Regions from separate parts of the Homo sapiens genome. Here region 2 is linked to region 1. A link is an interaction called in ENCODE POLR2A ChIA-PET data of the cell type or tissue named here. Cell type or tissue: PC-9. All regions are shown on one strand.

The links. Peaks named below come from ENCODE experiments on the same cell type or tissue, not always from the same donor. Only the 100,000 strongest peaks of a DNase experiment are listed, where the experiment ranks them.
Region 2: POLR2A ChIA-PET joins it to region 1 with 11 read pairs; 4 of 35 experiments call an interaction of 5 or more read pairs at or near these places.

The regions. Positions count from the first base shown.
Region 1 is chr5:171,879,785-171,887,784 of GRCh38, forward strand. The region is part of intron 7 of FBXW11 (F-box and WD repeat domain containing 11); the gene reads right to left. Among named protein-coding and RNA genes, the nearest start is that of SMIM23, 98 kb to the left of the region's middle. In PC-9, no CTCF peak of the experiment used is centred here; no DNase peak of the experiment used is centred here.
Region 2 is chr5:171,405,506-171,413,505 of GRCh38, forward strand. NPM1 (nucleophosmin 1) reads left to right here. Exons shown (of 11, transcript NM_002520.7): 10 at 2,195-2,269; 11 at 5,022-5,395. The coding sequence ends at 5,060. Among named protein-coding and RNA genes, the nearest start is that of FGF18, 10 kb to the right of the region's middle. In PC-9, a CTCF peak has its summit at 223; no DNase peak of the experiment used is centred here; H3K27ac peaks cover 3,047 bases.

The DNA of each region.
Region 1 (8,000 bases):
TTTAAAAATCAGGTTAAGCTAATTGTTTTTTTTCTTACTGTTGAGATTCAAGAGTTCTTTGTATGTCTTTTGCATACATTTTCTCTAGTCTGTGGCTTGTTTTTTCATTCTCCAGACAATGTCTCTCACAGAGCAGAAATTTTTAATTTTAACAAAGTCCAGCTCATTAATTCTTTCTTTCATGGGTCATGGCTTTGGTATTATATCTAAAAAGTCATCAACAAATTCAAGATCATCTAGATTCTCTCCTATGTTACATTCTGTGAATTTTAAGATTTTGTGTTTTACAGTCAGGTCTTTAATCCATTTTGAGTTAATTTTTGTGAAGTATATAGGATCTATGTCTAGACTGTTTAAGGGTAAGGGAGGCAATATGGTGTCTAATTGCTTCTGCCCCATTTGTTGAAGACACAATCTTTTCTCTACTGTATTGTCTTTGCTCCTTTGTAAAAGATCAGCTGACTATATTTATGAAGGTATATATTTCTGGGCTCTCTATTCTGTTCCATGGATCTAGCTGTCCATTCTGTTGCCAGCACCACACCACTGTGATGACTGCAGTTTTACAGTAATTCTTCAAGTAGGGTAGTGTTAGTCCTCTGTCTTTATTCTACTTCAGTATCATGCTGGTTTTTGCTTGTCCATATAAACATTACAGTCAGCTGGTAGATATCCACAAAATCACTTGCTGGGATTTTGATTGAGACTGCATTGAACCTACAGACCAATTTGGGAAGAAATGACTGACATCCTCACAATAGTCTTCCTACCCATGAGCATGAAATATCTCTCCCCATTTATTTAGTTCTTTGATTTCTTTAATCAGTTTTATAGTTTTCTTCACATAGATCTTATAAATATTTTGTTAGATTTATACCTAAGTATTTCATTGGTGGGGGAGGTGCTAATATAAATGTTATTGTGTTTTTTGAGATGGAGTCTCACTCTGTCACCCAGGCTGGAGTGCAATGGCGCGATCTCGGCTCACTGCAACCTCCGCCTCCCAAGTTCAAGCTATTGTCCTGCCTCAGCCTCCTGAGTAGCAGGACTATAGGCGCCCACCACCACACCCGGCTAATTTTTGTATTTTTAGTGGAGACGGAGTTTCACCATGTTGGCCAGGCTGGTCACAAACTCCTGACCTCAGATGATCCACCCACCTCGGCCTCCCTAAAGTGCTGGGATTATAGGCGTGAGCCACCGCGCCCAGCCATGTTATTGTGTTTTTAATTTCACATTCCACTTGTTCATTGCTGCTATATGGGTAAGCAACTGACTTAAGTATATTAACCTTGTATCCGGCAAACTTGCTATAATCATTTATTAGTTCTAGGAGGTTTTTTTTGTTGATGCTTTCATTTTTTTCTACAATCATGTCATCTACAAGCAAAGACAGTTTTAATTCTTCCTTCTCAATTTGTATACCTTGTCTTAGTGTGTTATCTAGGAGTTCTAATACAATGTTGAAACATAGTGGTGAGTGGGGACATCTTTGTCTTATTCCTGACCTTAGTGGGAAAGTTTCACATTTCTCAGCACTGTGTGTGACGTTAGCTATAGGCTTTTTGTAGATACTCTTTATCAAGTTAAGGAAGTTCCCCTCTATTCATAGTTTACTAAGGGTTTTTATCACGAAAGAGTGTTCAATTTTCTCAAACGCCCTTTCTGCATCTATTGACGTGATTTTCTTCTTTGGCTTATTGATATGACGGATTAATTGATTTTTGAAGGTTAAACATGAAGATATTGGTCTGTGGTTTTCTTTGAATGTCTTCATCTAGTTTAGTACTAAGGTAACAATGGCCTCATAGAATGAGTGATGAAATATTCTCTCTTCTTCTATCTTCTGGAAGAGATTGTAGAGAACTGGTGTAATTTCTTACTTAAATGTTTGACAGAATTCACCAGTAACTCATCTGGGCCTGGTGCTGTTTTGGAAAGTAATTAATTATTGACTCAATTTCTTCAACAGATAAAGGCCTATTCAGATTACCTATTTGTTTTTATGTCAATTTTGGAAGACTGTGTCTTTCAGGGAATTAATTCATTTCATATAAATTATCAAATTTGTAAACAGGGAGTTGATCATATTATTTTATTATTCATTTAACGCTCATGAGAGCTATAGTGATGTCTCCTCTTTCATTTCAATATTAGGAATCTGAGTGCTTTTTTTTCTATGTTAGCATAGCTAACGTAATTATCAATTTTACTCATCTTTTCAAAGACACATCTTTTGGTTTCCTTACCTATTTCTATGGATTTCCTGTTATCAATTTCATTGATCTCTGCCCTACTTTTCATTAACTCTTTTATTCTGCTTACTACGGATTTAAACTGTTCTTTTTCTAGTTTCCTAAGGTGGAAGCTTAGATGACTGATTTTTAGTCTTTTTTCTAATATATGCACTCAATACTATAAAATTCTAAGCTTTCACTGCATCCCACAGATTTTGATAACTTGGGCTTTCATTTTCATTTAGTTACACCCACCCACACATGCACACATGTGCACACACACAGCGAAGGAGGAGGGAGAGAAAGTCTCACACCGTCACTCAGGCTGAAATACAGTGACACAATCACAGCTTACTGCAGCCTTTGACCTCCCGGGCTCAGGTGATCCTCCCACCTCAGCCTCTTGAGTAGCTGGGACTACAGACGCATGCCACAATGCCCAGCTAATGTTTTTTAATTTTTTTGTAGAGACAGGGTCTCCCTATGTTTCCCAGGCTTGTCTCAAACTTCTGGGCTCAAGCAATCCTCCCACCTCAGCCTCCCAAAGTGTAGGGATTACAGACGTGAACCACTGTGCCCAGCCTCAAAATATTTTTAAAATTTCTCTTGAGATTTCTTCTTTGATCCATGTGCTATTTAGAATTATGTTATGTAACCTTAAAGTATTTAGGAATTTTTCCAGCTTCTTTTTTTTACTGATTTCTAGTTTATATCCACTGTGGTATGATTGGACATTGTATTAATTTCTAGCCTTTCTTTTTTTATTGCTTTTATTTTTTTATTTTTCCATAAGCTATTGTACAGGTGGTATTTGGTTACCTAAGTTCTTTAGTGGTGATTTGTGAGATTCTGGTGCACTCATCACCCAAGCAGTATATACTGCACCATATTTGTAGTCTTCTATCCCTTGCCCCCCTCCCACTCGTCCCCCCAAGTCCCCAAAGTCCAATGCATCATTCTTATGCATTTGCGTCCTCATAGCTTAGCTCTTACATAACAGTGAGAACATATGATGTTTGGTTTTTCATCCTGAGTTACTTTGCTTAGAATAACAGTCTCCAATCTCATCCAAGTCACCGCAAATGCTGTTAATTCATTCCTTTATATGGCTGCATAGTATTCCATCATATATATATCAGTCACAGTTTCTTTATCCACTCGTTGAGTGATGGGCATTTGGGTTGGTTCCACAATTTTGCAATTGTGAATTGTGCTGCTATAAACATCCATGTGCAAGTGTCTTTTTTAAATAATGACTTATTTTCCTCTGGGTAGATACCCAGTAGTGGGACTGCTGGATCAAATGGTAGTTCTACTTTTAGTTCTTTAAGAAATCTCCCCACCCCACAACAGGCCCCAGTGTGGGGAGGCGGGAGGGATAGCATTAGGAGATATACCTAACATTAAATGACGAGTTAATGGGTGCAGCACACCAACATGGCACATGTATACATATGTAACAAACCTGCACGTTGAGCACATGTACCCTAAAACTTAAAGTATAATAAAAAAAATAAAAGAAAAAGAAATCTCCACATTGTTTTCCATAGCAGCTGTACTAGTTTACATTCCCACCAGCAGTGTAGAAGTGTTCCCTGTTCATCATATCCATGCCAGCATCTACTGTTTTTTGATTTTTTTATTATGGCCATTCTTGCAGGAGGTGGTATCACAATGTGGTTTTGATTTGCATTTCTCTGATCATTTTATCATGTTTGTCGGGCATTTTTTCCTGTGTTGAGCATTTTTTCATATGTGTATTGACTATTTTGTATATCTTCTTTTGAGAATTGTCTGTTCATGTTCTTAGCCCACTTTTTGATGGGATTGTTTGTTTTTTTCTTGTTGATTTGTTTGAGTTCATTGTGTTTGTTTTTTTCTTGTTGATTTGTTTGAGTTCATTGTAGATTCTGGATATTAGTCCTTTGTCAGATGTATAGATTGTGAAGATTTTCTCCCACTCTGTGGGCTGTTTACTCTGCTAACTGTTCCTTGTGCTGTGCAAAAGCTCTTTAGTTTAATTAGGTCCCAGCTATTTATCTTTGTTTTTGTAGTATTTGCTTTTGGTTCTTGGTTATGAAATCCTTGCCTAAGCCAATGTCTAGAAGGGTTTTTCCAATGTTATCTCCCAGAATTTTTCTAGTTTCAGGTCTTAGGTTTAAAGTCCTTAATCCACATTGAGTTGATTTTTGTATAAGGTGAGAGATGAGGATCCAGTTTCATTCTCCTGTATGTGGCTTGCCAATTATCCCAGTACTAGTTGTTGAAAAGGGTGTCCTTTCCCCACTTTTATATTTTTGTTTGCTTTATCAAAGATCAGTTGGCTGTAAGTATTTGGGTTTATTTCTGGGTTCTCTATTCTGTTCCATTGGTCTATATCCCTATTTTTGTACCAGTACCATGCTGTTTTGGTGACTATAAGCACTATAGTATAGTTTGAAATCAGGTAGTGTGATGCCTCCAGATTTATTCTTTTTGCTTAGTCTTGCTTTGGCTACATGGGCTCTTTTTTGGTTCCAAGTGAATTTTAGAATTGTTTTATCTAATTCTGTGAAGAATGAGAAAGGAATGGTTATGTCCTTTCCTGGTTTTGGTATTAGGTCGTATTTTGACAGGGACTGCATTGAATTTGTAGATTGCTTTTGGCAGTATGGTTATTTTCACAATATTGATTCTACCCATCCATGAGCATGGGATGTGTTTCCATTTGTTCGTGTCATCTATGATTTCTTTCAGCAGTGTTTTGTAGTTTTCCTTGTAGAGGTCTTTTGACTCCTTGATTAGGTATATTCCTAAGTATGTTATTTTTTTGCAGCTATTGTAAAAGAGGTTGAGTTCTTGATGTGATTCTCCTCCTGGTCACTGTTGGTTTACAGAAGAGCTACTGATTTGTGTACATTAATCAAAAGGAAATGCTATAAACAGGCCTTCAAGAAGGGAAGCGTTCTATAGTTCCATGACTAGGTCTGAGTCTTTTAGTGAGCCTATACCTCTAGACTTCACAAGTACTTCTCAGTTCTTCCTCACCCCTTTATGCGTGACCAAATGGATGAGGGGGCTGGAGTTGTGTATTTCCCTTCCCCAGGTCAGTCAGGTTCTATAAAATCTCAGCACTTTAGGCTCTGGCTAAGCAGTTTCTACTGAAGGTAGACCTTATCAAGAAGTACAGAATAACCTAGTATAGTTTTAAAAGTTTCTTTTCCCTTCCCGCTGCTGGAAACACAAGGAGATTTTTCTGGGATAATCACTGAGAGAATCTGGTAGAGCTCTTGCAGGTAAAACTCACAAAAGTGTGGTGGGGAGCCTGATGACTGGGTCCTCCTCAGTTTATATTTCTCAGACTTGTCCCACACTGAGCCTCCAGCAATTTTTCAATTACGGTTCAGGTTACCCTACCCAGGCACTGGTTCTCCCGGATGTTTCTGCTCCAGTGAGTTATGATTCTCTGTATTTGCCTGTCTCTCCAATTTGTGGGGCAGCAGCTTCTCCTGTGACCTCACTTCTCTTATGAATCTAAGTAGAATGGTTGATTTTTCAGTTTGTTCAGATTTTTACTTGTTGTCAGGACAAGTAGCAACTTCTTACGTACCAAACCCACTCCCTTCTTTTAATCTTTCCAGTGTTCCCAAGTTAACAATATTGTTGATATTTAATGGGAGATGAGAATGTTTTCAAAGATTGAACTATTTAAAATAGACTCTGTGCACCTATTTCTTGACATGTACAATACTATCATAATTTGTAGTGACTCTACAGTTTACTGCAAGTGAACAAGATTTTATAAATGAGGTAGACACTGAAATATAATATCTACAATAGCAAAGCTTGCTTTTAACTTCTGACCTAATGGAACCTGAGTTATTTTTTAAAGTGATTAGTGATCAAGGATTGGTGCAGAATAGAGCAAAAAAAAGGTTTCCAACCACTGGTCTAGATAATCTCTTCAAAGCGCACTTCTGCTCTACTATTCTATGTCTTATTAAGTCAAATGGATGTGCCACAATTAAGAGAATTCTTCAGAAAACACATCTAGTGTAAATGAATTCCAAGCCCACAGCCAGACTATGCTTTGACAAAGTTGTTATAAACCATTCTTAACTATTCCTTAAAGAAAAACTACCAGTATTATTGCAGCACTATTCACAATAGCAAAGACTTGGAACCAACCCAAATGTCCAACAATGATAGACTGGATTAAGAAAATGGAATACTATGCAGCCATAAAAAATGATGAGTTCATGTCCTTTGCAGGGACATGGATGAAGCTGGAAACCATCATTCTCAGCAAACTATCGCAAGGACAAAAAACCAAACACCGCATGTTCTCACTCATAGGTGGGAATTGAACAATGAGAACACCTGGACACAGGAAGGGGAACATCACACACTGGGGCCTGTTGTGGGGTTGGGGGAGGGGGGAGGGATAGCATTAGGAGATATACCTAATGTTAAACGAAGAGTTAATGGGTGCAGCACACCAACATGGCACATGTATACATATGTAACAAACCTGCACGTTGTGCACATGTACCCTAAAACTTAAAGTATAATAAAAAATAAATAAATAAATAAATAATAAAATAAAACGATATATTGATAGAAAAAAAGAAAAACCACCAGTATTAAATAGTAGCATATGTCACACTTTCTAGAGTATACTGGTAGCCACAGGTTAGGGCTATCAAGTATATATAAAAATAGAGTTCGGTGGGCCAGGAGCAGTGGCTTACACCTGTAATCTCAGCACTTTGGTAGGCCGAGGCAGGAGGATCATTTGAGGTCAAGAGTTTGAGACCAGCCTGGCCAGCATAGCGAAACCTCATCTCTACTAAAAACACAAAAAATTAGCCAGGCCTGGTGGCAGGCACCTGTAGTCCCAGCTACTCAGGAGGCTGAGGGAGGAGAATCGCTCACTTGAACCCAGGAGGTGGAGGTTGCAGTGAGCCGAAATCATGCCACTGCACTCCAGCCAGGGTGACAGAGCGAGACTCTGTCTCAAAAAGTAAGAAAAAAAAAATTAAAAATAGAGTTCCGTGGTCAAATAAGTTTTGGAACTTGGGAAACACTGGGTGTCTGTCTCTATTGTAGGCATTCTCAGAGCCTTTATATGCTACTGTATCCTGTGAATTTCTAAGCTGGAGACACAGCATGCAGTGTTATCTAAACTTCCTTGGAGGGCATTATTATTCTCTGCCTAGAATGCCTGCCAACATCCTCTAGATTCACATCCACAGAATATCTTTTGGCAAACACTGCCATACATATAGGAAACCAACAGAACAGTTTCTTATATTCTATAATTCAGAGTGCGTTTGACCTAGGTAGCTGAATTACTAAAATTCCACTATTTCACTTTTTAAAAAACAAACAAAAAATAAAAATTAAAAAAAAAAGCAGAAAAGCTTTATTTCACCCAAAATAGAACAATAACAGAAAACAGGGCCAAGATGGAGAAAGCCCACTACAATCTATCTCTCCAGTTGATTATAACTAAACACTCCTGATAAAAACTAGTTAAGAACTCTGAAAAGTAAGGGGAAAGAGGGGACAACAGGTAGATGTGGCAAGGGGTCAAAATGTGAAGAAACAATCTGCATGGGGGTGAATTTGCCATTATTTTTCTTTGTTGTTTTCTGTTTTCTTTCTTTTTTTTTTTATTTTTTATTGAGACAGAGTCTTGCTCTGAATTGCAGTGGTGTGATCCTGGCTCACTGCAACCTCTGCCTCCTGGGTTCAAGCAATTCTCATGCCTCAGCCTCCCGA
Region 2 (8,000 bases), 470 kb before region 1:
TAATATACTTGCCTGGTTCGTGGTATGAATTTTTTCAAAAATTTCTTATAAAACATTTATAATCGTGTCTGTGGTGATTTTTGCATATGCAAAATTAAATATGCCTTATTTTCCATTATGCAAGGAACGTAGTGCACTGGTTGCAAGATAACATTCTGACCTTCCATGTTAAAATAGATCAGTGAAAACCCTTTGCCTATTCTGGTTGTAAGATATGCTAGAGAACCAACAGAGGGCGTATGAGACTTCATTAAAATTACAAACAGCTGGAAAAGTAGATGCTGGCTGTTGCTTGGTATTATAGTTAATATTCATGATTGACCCTAGTCAGAAGTGATTTTCAGCAGATTGAGACATTTCTCTTTGCCCTTTACACCAAGTTGTCACCAGTTAATACATGTAGTAATAGCTAGATTTCGTGAATGACTAATAGGCTTAAATCTAGTTTCCTTTTGTCTTAAATAATGGAAATGTGGGAAGAGGGTTAGGTCTCTCATCTGCTTGACTGGGGGATTTGAGTAGGATATGGAATAAATGGTTTAAATGCCTTGGAAGCACATTTGAGAGAAGCTTTAATTCTATGAATAATACTTTTAGACTCCAACTATTGAGAGCAAATGTGGGGTGGTGAAAAATTGCCAACTCATTTCCCCATGTTTTTCTTGTAATCTATAGATTTTTCGTGGCTTCAGTAGATTCCTTGTACAGTGATAAGTCCACTGGAAAAAGAATTTTAGAACTGGAACATATTTCTTTTAGTCACACTGTAAACCCTTTAGCCTTCCTGGTTATCACTGATTTTTGTCCCTTGGATACAATGCTAAAATGACATCTTTTAGATGCCCCTCCCCTCCATTTTAATATGGTCCTATCTCCTTGGTTTAATTGCAGGCGCATTGAACAGTCCTGGGCACTACATGTAAATTAAGCCCAAAGATGGGGAGAAAGGAAAAGGAGAGACAAATATAGTCCATACTGAGTGTCATCAACAATCCAGACTGAAGTCTTCTATTTTAATCTCAATCCCCTTTTCTGATTTGCCACCCATGCCTCTTCAGGCTGGAAACAATCTCTTGGTTCCCTAAAGCACTTTCTTCTGACTGCTGTGATTCAGTGAACCTTGCCCTTTGCTTTCTATTACTTGTGCATTTGCCTCACCTGACAATGTTTTAAATCGCCTTTGTATCTCCTTAGCTGCTCAATAAATATTTGAATGCATCAATTAAGAATGTATGTGACAATAATTTTGAAATGGAAATTGTGAGGTTTATTTTACTAGGTTATTGGAGGCAGTTAAGTTTCTTAATGCTATACCTGATTCTGCCAAAGTCCCTTGGACATTTGAAAACCTTTTCAATCTTTTAAAAATGCATAAAAGATACTTAGAGGGAAAGGTATTAATTAAATTTAGTAAAAACAAATATATTCAATGCTTTAAATTCCAAAGTAGTGATAAATACAAACATTTCAAGATATTTGCAATAGTAATGTTTTGAAATTTTGGTTACAAAGTCACAGGTCTTGCCAATACTGTTGTAGTTTCTTGCCTATATCCGTAATTTGAAGGAAATGGTGAGAGTGATTAGAGAAGTGTAATTACTGTAATTTTTTCCCCTATTGTAGTTTCTTGCCTGTATCCATAATTTGAAGGAAATGGTAAGAGTGATTAGTGAAATGTAATTACTGTAATTTTTTCCCCATTCAACTTTATATATCTTTAACTGATGACCAGATCATTGTTGTTCTGAACCAGTTTGTGGTCAGCAAGTGTTTTGTGGGGTTTTGTTTGTTTGTTTTTAAAGAACAGTTTGGGTCACTTGACATGGTTCTCCAAAGGGATGTTATGGGTTGTATTTGGTTCTGGGTGATAACCGACTTGTTAGATAATTTAGATAAGCAACCGAGTTGCCATGTTTGTTTGTCGAATCTCAAGTGTAGCTTATATTTTATGTTCCTAGAGAGGTTGTCAGGGAAGATTTGACCCTTTGGCAAATCTGTTTGAATAGAGATACTAGCCATGCTGCCCAATAGGGCTTTCTGGCCCTGAAAAAGATACGGAGTATTCTTGGAAAGTTGAAGGGAAAAAGAATAAACTGATCCATGTAGTAGCATGCAGATTATTGAGGAATTTTCTAAAGGTATCTCTCTCGGTGTATTTCTCTACTTACCTGTAATAATGCTTTTGTCTTAATAGGGTGGTTCTCTTCCCAAAGTGGAAGCCAAATTCATCAATTATGTGAAGAATTGCTTCCGGATGACTGACCAAGAGGTAACTGGATTTTCTGGGGACATGATTAAATCCAAGTTTTTTTGTGATTTATTATGATTCTGCCTTTACCCTTTTTAAGTGTTGGCTCTTTTTAAAAAGTTCCTAACCACAGATAATATTTCATTTAATGAAATACCTGAAAACTCATGTATTTAATGAAATGCATGAAGAATACAGTTGGCAGTCTGAGATGATAACTTTAGTATATTTTTCCCAGATTTCCTATAGTTGGTAAATTATTTCTTGGTTATTGAATTCAGTTTTACTTTTTTGGTACTATGTTGGTTAAGGAAATTGCTGTGGTTTTCCTTGCTGTTCCATTTGACTGCTTGGGGCAGTCTGGTCTTGGCTTTTTTGGGAGTTGGTAGAGATCTTTTTTTTTTTTTTCCTAGATCTTATGGGAAATACATTATGCCAAAATCATCCTAACATGAAATCTGGAAGCAAGACACTAAATTGTGGCTACTACCAGATACATAAGCTTGAGTTAGCTGTTAGATTTTACAGTTAGTACATGTGAAAGTCTTAGTCAACATAAAGATTATGCATTTATTTTTGCTCTTATTTACAGTTGACTCATAAGTGTAAGGACAATGTAAAAGTGGTTAAATAGGGATGTTAGGTATCGTGTGGAGAACGGATGCTGCATTTAATGGTCTTTAGGTTTCCTGTGGTCAGCTTTTTTCAAAAAATTAGGAAAATTTGGCAATTAGCTGGTTTTTTTTCTGCCATAGTATTTTGCACTTCAATTATTTAATTGCACTTCAATTTTTAGTTTTCGGGTTCGTAAAACCCTGATAATGGTTAATTTTGAGTTTAGCTTTGTGAAAGTTGTAGTGATGGGCTATAAGATGATCAGGTTCAGTCTTTGGTTGCTGTTCTGTTTTTTCTCTACATTTGAATCCTAAAGTTTAAAGTGTGAGTTTTGGGAGTTTATTTGGAATACTAAACATTGATTAATCATAAATTATTTTGAAACTCCGCGTTATGCAACTGTTTATTTAATATTGAAAATAGTGGAAAGTCAGACATAAATAACCAGCATGTACTAACAGCTAAGCAGCATAAGAGATGCATTCTTCAACTACTGCCAAGGAAAGTGATGATAAATTTAATGATTAAGTTGCAGTAGTCTTCTGTACTTTATAACAAAGGCTTGTAGCTACAAAGTCTTGTAGCTATTAAATTACTGAACCAGCACTTCTACAAGAAGTATTTTCTTTTTATAAAAAGTATTTTTGGCCAGGTTGGTCTTGAACTCCTGGCCTCAAGCAGTCCTCCCATCTTTTCCTCCCAAAGTGCTAGGATTACAGGCACGAGCCACCTTGCCCAGCCTACCAGAAGTATTTTTTTGCTCTAGAATTGAAAGTGTTCTCAAGTGTCAGAATGAAATTTCTGGAATAAATAGTAAATGTTTAATAACTTGAACTTGAATTGCTGTTACAGAGATTATCAAAACTAAATGCTTCCTGTTTTTGACATAGAGATGCATGATGCAAGCAACGACAATGTATATTTGTTTGAACCTGATGATAAGATCTCTGGCTGGGCGTGGTAGTTCATGCCTATAATCCCAGCACTTTGGGAGGCAACATGGCAAAACTCTGTCTCTACTAAAAATACTAAATTTAGCTGGGCATGGTGGCATGTACCTGTAATCCCACCTACTCAAGAGGCGGAGGCAGGAGGATCGCTTGAACCTGGGAGGCAGAGGTTGCAGTGAGCGCCACTGCACTCCAGTCTGGGTGGCAGAGTGAGAGTCTATCTCAGAAAGAAAGATTTCTATGATATTTAATATTGGCATTCGGTATTCAGTTACCTTGTACCTGAGAACCCATTGGCTGTGAAACAGTGACAGCTGAGAGAATCCTGAGTCATCTCATTTCTAGTTCTTGGTGAACTTCTGGACTTTTCTTCAGAACCACCTTGCCATGTTGGCCAGGCTGGTCTTGAACTCCTGACCTCTCAGGTGATCCAACACCTTGGCCTCTTAAAGTGCTGGGATTACAGGCATGAGCCACCATGCCTGGCCAGCTGTTTTTTTTGTTGGTTTGTTTTTTGTTTTGGTACCCATCTGTAGTGTGATCTTGGCTCACTGCAACCTCTGCCTCTTGGGCTCAGGCAGTCCTCCCACCTCAGCCTCCTGAGTAGCTGGGCCTCCTGTAGTTGCACACCACCAAGCCTGGCTAATTTTTGCATTTTTAGTAGACAGGGTTTCACCATGTTGCCCAGGCTGGTCTCAAATTCCTGAGCTGAAGTGATCTGCCCGCCTCAGTCTCCCAAAGTGTAGGGATTACAGGCGTGAGCCACCATGCCTAGCCTCAGCATATAGTTTTTTCTAAATGTACACATGCCCAGGCACACATGCACAGGCAATTCAGAATAAGTTTCTGGTGTTTATGTAACTTTATTTGCCAAATCTGGCCAACTCTAAAGCTGATCTCGGGAGATGAAGTTGGAAGTAACATTGGCCATATGGGTCTCTGTTCTTTCTGTTGATTTCCTTAAGTAAATAATGCTAAACTATTAAATAATTATTAGTATATTGTTCACATTTTTATGACTGATTAAAGTGTTTGGAATTAAATTACATCTGAGTATAAATTTTCTTGGAGTCATATCTTTATCTAGAGTTAACTCTCTGGTGGTAGAATGAAAAATAGATGTTGAACTATGCAAAGAGACATTTAATTTATTGATGTCTATGAAGTGTTGTGGTTCCTTAACCACATTTCTTTTTTTTTTTTTCCAGGCTATTCAAGATCTCTGGCAGTGGAGGAAGTCTCTTTAAGAAAATAGTTTAAACAATTTGTTAAAAAATTTTCCGTCTTATTTCATTTCTGTAACAGTTGATATCTGGCTGTCCTTTTTATAATGCAGAGTGAGAACTTTCCCTACCGTGTTTGATAAATGTTGTCCAGGTTCTATTGCCAAGAATGTGTTGTCCAAAATGCCTGTTTAGTTTTTAAAGATGGAACTCCACCCTTTGCTTGGTTTTAAGTATGTATGGAATGTTATGATAGGACATAGTAGTAGCGGTGGTCAGACATGGAAATGGTGGGGAGACAAAAATATACATGTGAAATAAAACTCAGTATTTTAATAAAGTAGCACGGTTTCTATTGACTTATTTAACTGCTTTATACTTTGTCAAAGAAATAATTAATGTAGTTAGGAATGGCAAATAGTCTTGTAAAATTCTATGAGAATGTCCCTGCCCTCCCCTTCAATATTCTCTCTGGAGCTAACCACTTTTTCATCATAAGGATTTAGTGCTGTGTTCCCACCTCCTGATGATAGTTAACAATTATTATAACTATGCAACATGTTTCCAAATGTTCCATTAGACCTCCTATCTGCCTATTCTAGCCTCACTTGCAAAGAAAATGTGGCATGTTAAAACAGCTTAAAAGCAGCCTTTCAACCTGTATGGTTTTTTCCCCTAGGCTGGAGTGCAGTGGCACAATCTCAGCTTATTGCAGCTTCTGCTTCTTGGGTTCAAGCAGGTCTCCTGCCTCAGCCTCCCAAGTAGCTGGGATTACAGGTGTGAGCCACCAGCCCGGCTAATTTTTGTATTTTTAGTAGAGATGGGGTTTCACCTTGTTGGCCAGGCTGGTCTCGAACTCCTGAGCTCAAGTGATCTGCCCACCTCGGCTTCCTAAAGTGCTAGGATTATAGGTGTGAGCAACTGCACCTGACCTCAACCTGGATTCCTTATCTGAATCAAAGCAATTATTTCAGTGACTATTTGCTCAAGTTGCCTAGTACTTCTTACAGATGTATAGGAGAAAATTTATCACGTAGATAATGAGGATATTCAGAGACTAATTAGCACCTTTATATGTTCTGCCTTAAGCTGATTACATGATCTGAGTCAGATATACTGATTTGATTTCTATTGTTTTGTTGTGCTTTATACTCCAGTAGTTTGAGTAGGTGAGGGAATGTTCTCCAGTTCTGTGCCGTTTTCCTTGGGAGATTTTCATCTCCCACTTCTATCCATTCTTAGTCTGGTTTGATTGTCTTGGATGGTTTTTCTCATTCCTTTTTGTTTAAACTTGGGAAAGAGACTTTGATTTTGTCTTTAAATTTTTGTGTTGATTTTAATATACCAACTGCTTGCTGCTTTGGGCGTGTATCTGAAATCTAAAAAACATTACTCAACATTTTATTTATTCCAACATTTTGAAGTGATCGTGAATTTTTTTTCTTTCTTGTTTTGAGACCTATTCTCGTCTGTCACCTAGGCTGGAGTGCAGTGGTGCGATCTGAGCTCACTGCAGTCTCCTGTCTCAGCCTCCAAAATAGTTGGGATTACAAGTGTGTGCCACCACACCTGGCTAAGTTTGTATATACATATAAAAATAAATAAATATATAAATATATAGTATATAGATATACTAAAATATACATATATTTTAGTATAGATGGTTTCGCCATGTTGGCCAGTCTCGAACTCTTGACCTCAAGTGATCTGCCCGCCTCAGCCTCCCAAAGTGCTGGCATTAGGCGTGAGCCAGTGTGCCCAGACAGGTTTTCATCCTATGTGTTTTTGCCTTTAACTTTCTAGTAGCCTGTTTCATTTAGCAGGTTGGCATTTGTTAACTAGGCTGATAGTTGTATTTTGAATCGGATCTGTAGATGTTAACCCTTCTCACTTCTAGGATAGTTCTCCACTTTGGAGAGTGGAGAAAAGTTTGGGTACAGTACTATCTTGTCTCATAACCAGTTTCTGGGTGTCATATATGTGTTCTAATTGTTTACTGTGGGTTGTGGTTTCCTTCATTAATTCAGTATCCTCTATCCTCTATCCATATCTGTCCATGTTTTTCTATACCTTTATTTTAATGAAGACTCAAGAGAGGATGGTATGTTGATTGCCTCACTGGAAAGTACTTTTTTTTTTTTTTTTTTGGTGCCACCATGCCCAACTAACTTTTTTGTCAAGACGGTGGTTTTGCCATGTTGCCCAGACTGGTCTTGGACTCTTGGGCTCAAGTGATCTCCCACCTCAGCTTCCTAAAGTGCTAGGATTACAGGTGTGAGCCATCACATCTGGCTGGAAATGATATTAATGTGATTTTTTTTTTGGCCAATTTTTAGAGTGATGGATTGATACCTAGCAGCCTGTGAAAAGGAATCAGTGAATTTATCCTTAATTCAGATTTTCATGTATTTGTATGTATATCAACCCACTGTGTTTTTTTGGTGCTGATATTTTCTTTTTGACCAAGGGAATCCCCTTCAAGCTTGCTCCTACCATAGCAGGTCTCAATAATCTGATCACTCTTCGATTTCTTGTGTGACGGGGTGTTTCATCTTGCTCATTTTCTTCCTCAGACCTGGAGGGGCCATTTCCCCCAAAGAACCTTGGCTCCCTTAGAAATAATGGTATTTGTAGACCACTGTCTGGGTGGGAACATTGCTTGTTAATACTGGGTTCTAGGTTAGCCAGTTGATTAGATCAGACCAGACCCTTTGGAAAAACAAGGGAATGAACAATTCTAAGTGCTGAGGAGGGCATCCATGCACAGGTTGGCTGACAAGCTTTTCATAAGTCAACAGTCAATGTAACTACAGAGCTGCCCTCAGTTTCAACCAGAGAACAGGTAAAATAGGTTACAGTAGTAAAAAGTAAGGCCATGCAGGGAAAGCAGATGAGCTTAAAAATATGCTAATACAGAATAATAGGTTTATAGTGGTGTATCACTGCAGAAAATACGTGATTTTG